Linked DNA regions of Mus musculus: region 2 is linked to region 1. A link is a contact called in ENCODE Hi-C data. All regions are on one chromosome and are shown on one strand. Each heading gives the region's core, a stretch centred on a gene start or an enhancer-like site at or near the end of the contact. The rest is flanking DNA. Distances are from core to core; before and after follow the strand shown. Region 1 overlaps Gm40915 (a long non-coding RNA gene). Region 2 has its middle 5.2 kb from the start of Gm4035.

The links. A loop is a pair of places that touch in the nucleus more often than their neighbours do.
Region 2: a map of T-helper 2 cell shows a loop between it and region 1 (2.0-fold over the local background). The contact joins two enhancer-like sites. A Hi-C loop is called at or near these places in 2 of 37 maps with a recorded cell type or tissue (T-helper 2 cell and adrenal gland).

Annotation. Positions count from the first base shown.
Region 1 is chr13:37,617,312-37,623,106 of GRCm38, reverse strand. Gm40915 (a long non-coding RNA gene) reads left to right here. Exons shown (of 4, transcript XR_873251.2): 3 at 89-258; 4 at 5,222-5,795. Among named protein-coding and RNA genes, the nearest start is that of Gm40915, 7.4 kb to the left of the region's middle. Within about 2 kb of position 3,211, at least 1 of the 3 ENCODE cell types and tissues checked has a DNase peak (open chromatin) inside an H3K27ac peak, as active enhancers do.
Region 2 is chr13:37,437,415-37,443,209 of GRCm38, reverse strand. No RefSeq gene overlaps it. Among named protein-coding and RNA genes, the nearest start is that of Gm4035, 5.2 kb to the right of the region's middle. Within about 2 kb of position 2,993, at least 2 of the 3 ENCODE cell types and tissues checked have a DNase peak (open chromatin) inside an H3K27ac peak, as active enhancers do.

The DNA of each region.
Region 1 (5,795 bases), core at 1,962-4,461:
AACAAATAAAAGTACTTTAAAAGTTTTCTTTTTGTTACTAGTTTTTATGTGTTTATGTAAGTGTGTATTTGTATGTGTATGTGTTCAGGTACCCTTGGAACCCAAGAAAAGGAGTGAGATTCCCTAGAGCTGGTGTTACAAGCACTCTGAGTCACCTGGCATCAATACTGGGAACAGAGCTAGGGTTCCCTAGAAGAGCCACAAATACTTCTAACCACGGAGCCATCTCTCCAGTCACCTGACAGAAGTCAGCACATGGTAAGACAGACTAACAAATGTGCTAGTCTGGGTCTCTCTTCCTCTTCCTTAAGAGCCACACATACCATCCTAGGATTCCTACTCCCACCTGCCCTAACAGCCTCCTGGAGTCCCCACCTCTGCACCATGAGCGTGTGAAACTGGAGGTTAACTTTCCAGTCTATGATGCTTGAAGGACTACATTCAACCCTAGTATGTCTGAGTCCCACACAATAGAAAGGAAGTGTTTGACTGGTGAGTCAATATGACCGGGTAGATGACCCAGACATGACATTTTGTTAAGGACCTGTAGCTGTCCTAGGAGTGGAGAGGCTGCCAACCACGAAGAGCCTTGAAGTCCAAGGCTTTAACACCCCAGGGCGGCTCCACCCACATTGTCCGTGTTAGTTGATGGCATGAATTAGCTGGTGGTTTGTTACATTTAATTAGAAAGTAGATGCTAGAAACTGGTCTCTCTGTCTCTCTCTCTCTCTCTGTGTGTGTGTTTCTGTGTGTATATTTCTCTGTGTGCATCTCTGTGTGTATATCTCTGTGTGTCTATGTGTGTGCATCTCTCTATATGTGTTGATTTCTGTGTGTCTCTCTGTAGTGTCTGTGTATCTATCTATGTATGTGTGTGTGATTATCTCTCTCTGTGTGTGTCTGTGAATGTCTGTATCTCTATGTGTGGTTATCTGTGTATGTCTGCGTGTATTTTTATGTGTGTATCTATCTGTGTGTGCATGTGTGGTGTATGTGTGTCTATCAGTGTGGTGTGTGTGTCTGTGTGTATATGTATCTATCTCTCTGTCTCTGTGGTGTGTGTATATCTGTGAATGTCTGATCATTCCTACACCTTGAATGTTGTCCTGTCCAGGGGATAATAATCTTTCTCTAGTGTGCACTGCCTCAAGAGGACACTGTGGCTATGCTAAACTCTAAGCCTAACCAGGCTTCAAGTAGAAAAAGAAGTCTTGAGCCTGTCTCTCTCTCTTCATGTGACAGTGAGGAGAGCTGGCTCTGTCTGGCTCTGTGAGTGATTTTTTGGCTTGAGGCCACCATAGTTATATCTGCCCTGGTCCAGGGTCTCCTTCAGGTAGCTGCTATCTGCTATCTCTAGTCATCATGGTTCAGGTTTATCATCCTGTTTTATGTGATGGAAGAGGGAGTGTGAGAGGACCTAACAAGAGGATGGGCCTGTGTAGCCCAAGGAAGAGAACTGTTTGTGACCTGGTATGCCATCAAAGCATGGCTGGCTCATAAAGTCTAAGTCTGAGTGACTCAAGCTTATTGCCTATTATATTTAGATGCCCAGAATGGTACCCTGTCACTCCTGTCCTCACACAGCAGCTGCGTGCTGGCCTTGGGCTACGTCTTTCTCATGTAGTGTCCTGGCTGACTTAGCAGGAGTATGCTGGCTAGAGTACTTTCACAAAGCGTGCCCACCGTGCACTATCTGCAAAGTATCAGCCTGCACTGTCAAAAGATCACACTTTGATGCTCTGAGGTCAGCCTGGTGACTTTGAAACCGTCCCATCCAATACCACTCCAGCTTTGCTGATGGTCAAACCGGTTCCCATCACCCATCACCATCTTTTTTTGTTTTTTGGTTTTTTTTTGGTTTTTCGAGACAGGGTTTCTCTGTATAGCCCTGGCTGTCCTGGAACTAACTTTGTAGACCAGGCTGGCCTGGAACTCAGAAATCCGCCTGCCTCTGCCTCCCAAGTGCTGGGATTAAAGGCGTGCGCCACCACGCCCGGCTCACCCATCACCATGTTGACCATTCTGGAAGTTTCTATGTACGAACAGGAAACATATAATCCAGGTGGAAGAGAGGGAGGGGCCACAGTTCCAGGAGCTCAGTTTTCTTCCTGTTTCCTGATTTTGGATGAGTTACCAAAAGCCAGTGGAAGGCATCTGCAACTCTTTTTAATGATATAGAAACCAGGCTAGGCCCTGCCACCTCTATAGCACATGGTGACCTACTGTGGTCAAATGTGGAATATTGCAGAAAGAGCTCAGGGCTTGGTCCATCTAGTCCCAAACCAGTGCAGACTCAGCAGAAGCGAGTAGGAGATTAGAACTGGAGTGACCTGGGTTTGCTGGCGGCGGGGTGGGGGTAGGGAGAGGAAAGGGTAAATTTTCGAATTTTCTAAGATGCTGGGTCAGCTCCCAGCCTATCTGGGATGTAGCCTGCAGAGAAGGCTGGGTGATGAAGGAGGCCATCTGGCTGTCAGGCTAGTATAGACATGGGGTGACCTTGGGTCTGTCTGCTTGTCAGCCTGGAGGAAAAGGAGGGGGAAGAGGAGGAGGAAGAGGAAGAAGAGGGGAAGGCCAAAGAGCCATTGGCCAATGAGGGCTATGTGTGTGAAAAGGGACTTTGGGGTTGGATTTGTCTGTCACGAAGGCAGGGCTCCCTTTGTTCTGTGCTGTGCAGATCCAAGGTGAGCAGCCAGCCGGCCTCACTCCTCCTGTGGGTGTATTTTAAGCTCTCAGAGCGCTGGTACTCTGTACCCTTGTGGACTTACTGTCTGCGTGGGAGCCTGGGCTCCTCTTGCTTCCCCACAAGGCAAGGTCACTCCAGGCTGGTGGTTTGTGCAATCCTGAAGTTTGACTGTGGGACAAAAGTCACAAGTCCTCTAGTAGCTCTCATGATACCTGCTCTGAAAAGTCCCTAGCTGGTGGAGACTGGTGCCATCCTGTCCAGTCCTCAGCTGTCAGCTCAGTGTGGGGGGGGACACACACAGGACTGTCTGTCATCCGGCCAGGCTGTGGCCACAGCTGTGGTACTGGAGGGCTCCTGAGGTGGGAACCTGTACAGGGTGGCACAAAGCACGAAGCATCGGCTCAGACCTCCTGGCAGGAGCCTGTGAGTCTCTCTGCTCACTTGCATAACACTTCCTGTGTGTGTTTCCTCAGTCTCAGCAACGGTCAGGTCAGCAAGTGACCTTTAAAACCACTGAGAAGCCGCCACTTTCGGAGGCCAGGCTGTCACAGAGCCACCCCTTCCTGCCACCCTTCTTCCTGCTAGGGCAGCTGCACACTAGAGGGCCGATGAAAGAAAAAAACAAAACAAAACAAAACAAAACAAAACAAAACAAAACAAAACAAAACAAAACTTAAAGTTTTAGGCCAAACATGGTGATCCTAACCTGAAATCCTGGCATCAGGGGACAGGGAGGAAGAGAAGGAGGAGGAGGAGAAGAAGGAGGAGGAGGAGGAAGAGGAGGAGGAGGAAGAGGAAGAGGAGGAAGAGGAAGAGGAAGAGGGGGAAGAAGAGGAGGAGGAAGAGGAGGAGGAGGAAGAGGAGGAGGCATTTGAAGCCAGCCTAGGCCACAGAGGAAGCTGTCTTTAAAAAAAGCAGTATTTGTGTGTGTGTGTATGTGTGTGTGTGTGTGTGCACGTGCGTGTGTGTGTGTGTTGTGTGTGTATGTGTTGTGTGAGTATGTGAATGAGCGAATGTATGTTGTATGTATATGTGAGTGTGCATGAGTGAGTGTATGTTGTGTGTGTGTGACACTCTCTATCCATTCATCCATCAGCAGGTACCTAGGCTGACTGCATCTATAGTTCAGCTCCCTTGAATTGTGCATTTGTGTGATTGCACACGTGAAAGTCAGAGGACAACCCCAGGTGTCCTGTCACACCTACACCTCAAGAGTTGCTTACCTTGATTTTTTTGTTTTTGTTTTAGGTTTTGTTGTTGTTGTGTTTATTTGTTTTTGTGTTTTAACACGGGGTCTTGCTATGGAGCTTTGGCTGGCTTGGAACTTGCTGTATGAAGCAGGCTGGTCTAGAATTCAGAGATCTGCCTGCAGGTGCTTCCCAAGTGCTGGGGTTACAGGCGTAAACCAGTATGCCTGGCTGCTTCCCTTGTGTTTAGATATAAGCTCTTCCCTGGATCCAGGGTCTCCCTGACTCTACTGATCAGAATGGCCGGCCAGTGAGCTGCAGGCTACACCCCTCTCCTTGTGCAATGCACTGGAATCACAGGTGCATAGAGTAATACCCGTTTTATTTTTATTTTTAAGGTTTCTTTTTTTTACTTTCGAGTGTCTCTCTTGTGTCTCTCATAGTGTCCACAGATGCCAGAAGGCAGCCTTGGATCCACTGAAGCCGGAGTTACAGGCGGTAGTGAGGCCTCTGGCGTGGGTTTTGGGAACTGAACTCAGGTCCTCTGGAAGAGCAGCAGGCTCTCTAACCTCAGAGCCCTTTCTTCAGGCCCCATGCTCAGCTTTGATTTGATGTGGGTGCTGGGGATCAAATCTGGGTCTTCATGCTTAGGAGGAAACGGTTTACCGTCCGAACCATCGGCCTAGGCCCATGTGCATTTTATTTTTATTTGCTCATTTTTAATCTTTTAAAATCACATTTATTCATTCATTGCATGTGTGTATATGACTCGTGCATGTGAGAAGGACAGAGGGCAACCTGTAGGGACCAGTTCTCACCTTCTACTATGTGGGCACCCGGACCGGGAATCGAACTCGTGTTCTCAGGCTTGCCTGCAAAGCCTTTCTACCCACTAAGCTGTATCAAGCACCCCACTCACTCACTTTTGAATTTCACTTTCCCCTCTCTATTTTAAAATTCATTATATTATTGTTCACTTTAAAATTTTACATACATTTGAGCCTTATTTTTTTTTCTATTCCAAGAAAATTATTTTTATTTATTTAGAACCTACTGAGCATTTGGCTGCCAACTGGACAATTTCAATTTCCACGACTTCTATGCTATTATTTAATATTTTATTCTGCATCATTTTAAAATTTTACTTTATTGTAGTGTGTTTACATGAAAATAATGGTAACTTTTAAAAAATGTATCTTATATTTCATCCCAGTGGCCATATGCCACTTTCGGCTCCGTGAAGACCCGGGATTTCTATTTTCCAGTTTCACATCACTCATCCAGAGATGCAAAGGCTTTGCAGCGCCCACCTCACATGCCTGGCTCTGGTATTTTCTACTTTCTTTTGCAGCGGGAAGCTCTGTCTTTATGTGTTCTCTATGACTTGGAGAAGATTCCAGTGACAGGGGAAAAGCGCAGTGACAGAAGCATGGCAGAGCAGCTGTGACTACCCAAGGAACCCCTCGAGATTGGCCCTGCTGAGTTCCCCCACAGAAGGAGAGTCTGAGGGGGCACCTGAGTCTCTGACTTCAGAGTCCAGTCCTCTCTCCCTCTCCCACTCCCTTTCAGCTGCTTGTAATCTGCACTAACTGCCCATGGTCTGGTTGTAGAGAAGAAAGGTTAACAAGATGTGACTCTATTCATACAGCTAGGGGGAAATGGTCACCCATGCTTAGGGGAGGCTGTCCAGTGACTGTGGGACTTACAGGTGACTGGAACTGGCTGTGGCTAGAAGCCCCAGGGCAGCCTGTCTACAAGATGGAGTGTCAGATGATGGCAACACATACCTACAGACCAATGCACAAAGACATTGGTAGTGTTATTCTCAAACCGAGGCCTAAAGTCTGAGAATTTGGGGGACTGTGCTGAAAGTTTTAGGATCCAAAGTCACAGAGCCTGGAATCTGCTGTATGAGGCAGCAGATT
Region 2 (5,795 bases), core at 1,744-4,243, 180 kb after region 1:
ATTATGAAATACAGCCACTTGCAGGATTGGTTAGCGTTACTTGTCTCAGGTACTTCCCCCAAGTCACCTCAGGCCTACAATACCAGCAGCACTTGGAAGACTGGTGCAGGGGATTGACATAAATTCAAGGCCAATCTTGTTTACTTGGTGAGTTCTAGGCCACCCAGGGCTTCTAATGAGATTCTGTCCCCTCCCCTCCCAGAAGGGGGTGTCTATGGATCGTACTTAATATGAAGTAATTGAAGTGGCTGGTAAATACAGAGGAAGAAACTGCTCTTCTGTTTTTCTAAGGCGTAGATAAATATACGTAGTAAAATAAGATTTTGTTTGGGGTTTCTAAACATGAGTTCTGAGGCCCAACCACAGCAGCCAGCAGTTGAAACTCTTGCCCCCTGCCCCCTCCAAAAGTCAAGTTTAAAAAGAGCTCCTTAATTGCTGCTTGCAAAATAGTCCTCCCAGTGGGAAGCCGGCCTTCCCTTCTTGGTGCTATGACCCTGTGGGCTGTCTGGGAGCAGTGTCACACTCCACTGTCACGATTGATTCTCTCTGGCTGCACATAAAACACCGACTGGGAAAGGACGGGAACAAAAGAAAATTGCCAGAAACGTGACCCAGGATTGGTTTTCTTGATGGAGGTTTGAAGTGTTAATCAGATTTCTGTCACTGAGACAAAATACCTGACAGAAAATACAGCTTTTCTACGGATTTATGTCTTTCTTTTAATTTTTTTTTTTTTGACAAAGTCTCATTAATTGTCCAAGCTGGCCTTGAACTCACTTTGTCGAGGAGCTGGCCTTGCTTGATGTTTGGCTCTTTCTGGCTTACTTCATAAGCAGCTGTGGTTGCTTATGCTGGAGAGTCTGCCTTCCCTGAGATAAGCATCCTCCAAGGAGGAAGGTTTGTTCTGGCTCAGAGGTCGCAATCTGTGGTCATTGGGCTTCATTGTTTTTAAGGCCGTGGGAGGCCGTGATAAGGAGGCCACTGGACTCCTGACAGCCAAGAAGGGGAAGAGGAAGGGAGAGGGAGGGGAGGAGGAGAGAAGATGGGAGCTGAGGAGGAGGTAGAGAAGGAGGGGGAAGGGGAAGAGGTAGAGAAGGAGGGGGAAGGGGAGGAGGAGGGAGAGGAAGGAGAGAAGGAGGAGGAGGAGGGAGAGGAGGAGGAGGAGGAGGAGGAGGGAGAGGAGGAGGAGGGTATGACCAGCGGCAGAGAGGACTCAGCTAGTGGTCCCAGTACCCCACCTATCGAGAGCACATTCTCTAAACCTAACTTTTACTCTACCTACCTTTCAAAAGCTTTAAAATCTTTACAACCTTGCAAAAAGGACTCAAGTTACAAACAAAAACCCTTAACACACCAGACTCCGGGGAGACTTTTAAGATCCAAACTCTAGTGTCTATCTCTTATTGTCTAAGATTTGAGTCTTATCTCAGTCACAGGTTGGGCGTGCAGTCGACTGAGCTGTCTTTACCACCGGAGTCCTGCAGCCTTTGTTACCCCAGGAGAAAAGCCTGAGAGGCCCCATGTGTTCATGCTGGAACAAGGAACCAAAAGGGTCTGGGGACAGCAGCCAAGGGATGAAAGCCCCTTTCCTCACCCCGCAGGCTGGTGATGCTACTGGTACATAGCGAGTGGTTGCTATAAATTCCCAGATGTCTCCAGACTTTCCTCAGTGGCTATGTGACAAGACATTCATGCCTCCGCTTCTGTCACTCCTGCTCCCTGTACCCCCTTCCTGAGTTGAGTCTCTGTCTGCTTTGGGGTAAATTCTAGCTCAGGCAGACCAGGCAGGCCTGAGTCCTGAATCTTTGGGCTCTCTAAATAGTAGAAAGATGTAATGGGATATTGTGGGGGGCACCAAAAAAAGATACAGATGCCCAAAGGGAAAGGATGCTGCTGCCACAGTGGAGAAATAAACCAACGTGGACTAAAAATAGCACCGGGTTGGGGGTGGGGGGAGGAGGAGAGAATGGCCCACTATATTTTTAAACTGTTTTAACAGTGCAGAGAAGTGGCAAAACACCAGTCTCTGAGGAATATGGTTTGCTAAAGGGTGGGGCTGGGAGTTTGCCCACAATTATGCCCTAATGGTATTTTGCACTCCCTCTACATTCCATCCGTCAGTACATGCAAAACGGCCTTTCTCCCACATTCTTCTACAACACACTTGTAAAGGAAGCGAGCGAGCCTGTAGCTCTCATTGCTGGGATGGGAAACCAAGGCAAAATGACTGGTTGATCTGCCAAAGCCATAAGAGAAAGTCTTGCTGAGTTTGGGGTTACGCTTTGGGCTTCCCACTCTCTGTGGCTGTGGCTTTGGCCTGGCCCCGCCTTTTTACTGGATGTGACTCCAGGGCAGACAGTTTGCTAGGTTCCTGGAAGGCCGAGGTTTGCATTTGCACGAGCCTTGTAGTGGACTGGGACATTTCACAAGACAGGAGGAGAAAGCTGCAGCTGGTGTGTCTAAGAAAGGGAGGGGAGAGGAAATCTGAGGGCAAGCTGCACTGGGGTGGGGTGGCTTGTGCCCCTGCCTTCTGTCTTCCCATGACTGGACTTGTCTCTGCCCACGAAGAGCCTGCATCTCCTGCAGTGACAGCATAGGACAGGGCTGAGTCTTGTCCAAATATTGTTCTTCAAAACACCACTGTTCTTGGTCAAATGCAAAAGATAGTGAGGAGAACAATGCTCAACCTGCCCCCAATGTTAAGCTGCGGTTTTCTCTGCATACTGGGGGGGGGGGGGAGAAAGAAGAACTCTCAAGACAATTAGTGCCCACCTGTGAAGTTCTGGGCACCTGACAAAGGCGAGCTCAGCTACAGGCTTCTGCCTCTCAGCAAGGTTCTATTTTACTTTCGGCCTCCAGGCCGATGCTTGGCACTGCACTTTGAGTGTGGGGAAGATGGCTGGACCACAATGCCCTTGGCATGTATCAGTGGCATTTACGTGCTTCGCTTACCCCTTCTGACAGTCCTGAGAGGCACGCTTTACACCCACCCATCCTTTACAGATGAGCCATGAGAGGAGTTTAGCAAGGTAAGGTAAGCTGAGTGTCTCTAGACAGCCCCACCCTAGCCTGTGCGGTTTCCACCTCTGTGGAGAGAAGCCTCGCTGGGCTTCTGAACCCTGGCTGTTTCGTTAGCTTCCTACACAGCTGCCGGTGAGCAAGAGCTATCCTGGAGAGTCCTGGGCATGGTAATCTCAAATCATGGGTTTGTCCCTGGGTTTCCCCACCTTTTTTTGTTACGGGAGACAGGTTTTGTTTGCTTCCTAGAGTTTGTCTTTGGGTAACTGTCAGTGTACTCGGCTGTAACAAAGCAGGCAAGAGAGAAGCAACTGTTGAATGTTTCATTGATGCATCAGTTTATTGATGGCAGGAGGAATTCCTTCACAGCTTGAGGACTCCACACTGCTGCCGGCCTGGGATTCTATGTTGCATAGCTGTAGATGCTGTTGGTCCTCTGGGAACGGTAAAGCTCCAAGAACTGGTGCCACGGGTTTGTTTGTAAGGAAATCCTGAAGACTGACGTGTAGCTCTCCATCTTTGAACTTATAATCCCGCTTGTGGCTTCAGAGTTCTGGGATCACTCCTGTGGATCACATTAACCCAAGACAACACCCACCTTAAAAATCTCCAGGAAGTTCTCACTGGCTGGTAGACAGAACAACAGTGTCTGGAAAGAGACACGAATCACATGATCTCAAAGTGATTCAACAGCGTTAGATTGTGAATAGAAAGGGGGCTTAGGTCTGTCCCGCCCCATTTGTTTACCTACATTTCCTCTTTGTATAGGCATCGTGGTGCAGAATTTAAAAATATTATAATCAAGGTCTCTACATGATTATTTATTTTGTGCATGTGTTATGCATGAGTGTGTGTGGGCACACCACAGAGCATGTGTGCAGAAGGCTCCTATCTGTCCATCACAAGAGGTGGGGAATCAAAGCAAGATCACCAAGCTTGGGGGCAAACAACATTCTCTGTTGAGCCACCTTGCTGTAGTCTCCAATAAGATGAAAAGAAGAATTCTAAGCACTAGGGAATCCATGTGATGTGCCTGGCTCCGTATCAATATTTTCCCTTCCGAGAACCCTCATGAGATAAGATCTCCTATATAGACAGCGCTTTAGGTTCTGTGGAATGTGGTAAGATCTGTGCCTTATGTTTCAATAATCATCAATCTGTTTTTAATGTATTCATGGAAAAATATGGGAGCCATCTTGCCATTAAGCTATTTTTGAAATCTTGTGGAAATCTGCCAATGGCTCTGCGAGCTAGCTATGAAACACTTGCACATGAGAGGGAATTAATTGTCAGGATGTGCCTCTGGTTGTCTCTGTGGGAAAGTCTTTGTTAAGCTAGCATTATTCTAGAGCCCAGGTAAGTACACAAGCAGGTAAAAAAAATAGGGATAGGAACAATTAAAATATTCCCACTGCAAAATGTGTAATTTAAGACAGGATATTGGTGTAGTATTTTTGCATTGTGTTTTATTTTTCAGATAGGGTTTCTCTGTGTAGCCCTGATTGTCCTGGAACTTGCTTTATAGACCAGGCTGGCCTTGAACTCACAGAGATCTGTCTGCCTCTGCCTCACAAGTGCTGGGATTAAAGGCATGAGCCACCAGTATGCTTTATTTTCTTAAGAGGTCTTGCTTTGCAAGCTTGGCTGACCTGGAATCAATTCATGATGGTCCCCCATCAGCCTCCAGAGGGCTGGGTTGAGGGGCCTGCGCTACTACACAGGGCTTGGTATGACTTCCATGTGAACATTTTTTGTTCGGGAGGCTGGCCCATTTGCTCGCATGTTGAGTGGCTTGTAATTCACAATCCATACTTCCTTTAGCTCTCTCGACTTGCCCCATAGGTACCATTATGTGCTAACTTTATCATTGGTGCTATGTATGTATGTATGTATGTGTACTATATTTGCTTTTAGAAAAAACAGTATTCCATCATAACAGTATTTCCACCAGGACTGTGTCCCACAAGCCTTAGCTCCCATGCAAGTGAAACCTGAGCCTAAAGAAACATCAGTACCTGCTGCCCTTATGATGAACTTTGGTTTCTGCGGTGATCTAGAGGACAGCAGATGTTCCCCATGGGCCTTCCAGTCCTTTGATCTGCGCTGCCATTTTGAGCATGGCCACCGAGTTGTCTCCACTGTCTCCGGGCTAGTGGTATATTGTCTGGGCTCTGAGGGAACCCAAGTTCAAGAAAGCAGGATGCAGAGAGCCTCCAGTTTCTGGGAAATGGCGTTAAAGCAGAGACCTCCCTAACAGGTGCTCTCTGACCTGGGGCGTGACACTTGGGACGTCTTGTTCAAGCATCTCCTCTCCAGTTCCCTATGACTTTCTGACTCTCATGAGCTGTACCCTTCACATCCATGGACCCCACACCCTTCCTCCCATCAATTCTCTCTGCTTTCCCGAGTCTTCTATAGCTCCTGGTCTGGGTCTTGGCAGTAGATGCTGCATGCCTTGAAAGGAAAAAGCGTCAATTTTCTTGTTTGTTTGTTTGTTTGTTTGTTTTCCTGGACTGGTGGCTCCACTCTATGGGATTCAGCCAGAAGAAGAAGAAGAAGAAGAAGAAGAAGAAGAAGAAGAAGAAGAAGAAGAAGAAGAAGAAGAAGAAGAGGAAGACCCCATTTTCAAGAAAATGCTTGTATGTGGATATCAGTAAGGGGTACAAACTTAATTACATCCAGAAAGACAAATATTACAGATGATCTTATTTGTGGAGCCTAGATTTTATAGCAGTAGACACAATTGTGACTACATGTATTACTTGAAGAAGAAGCAA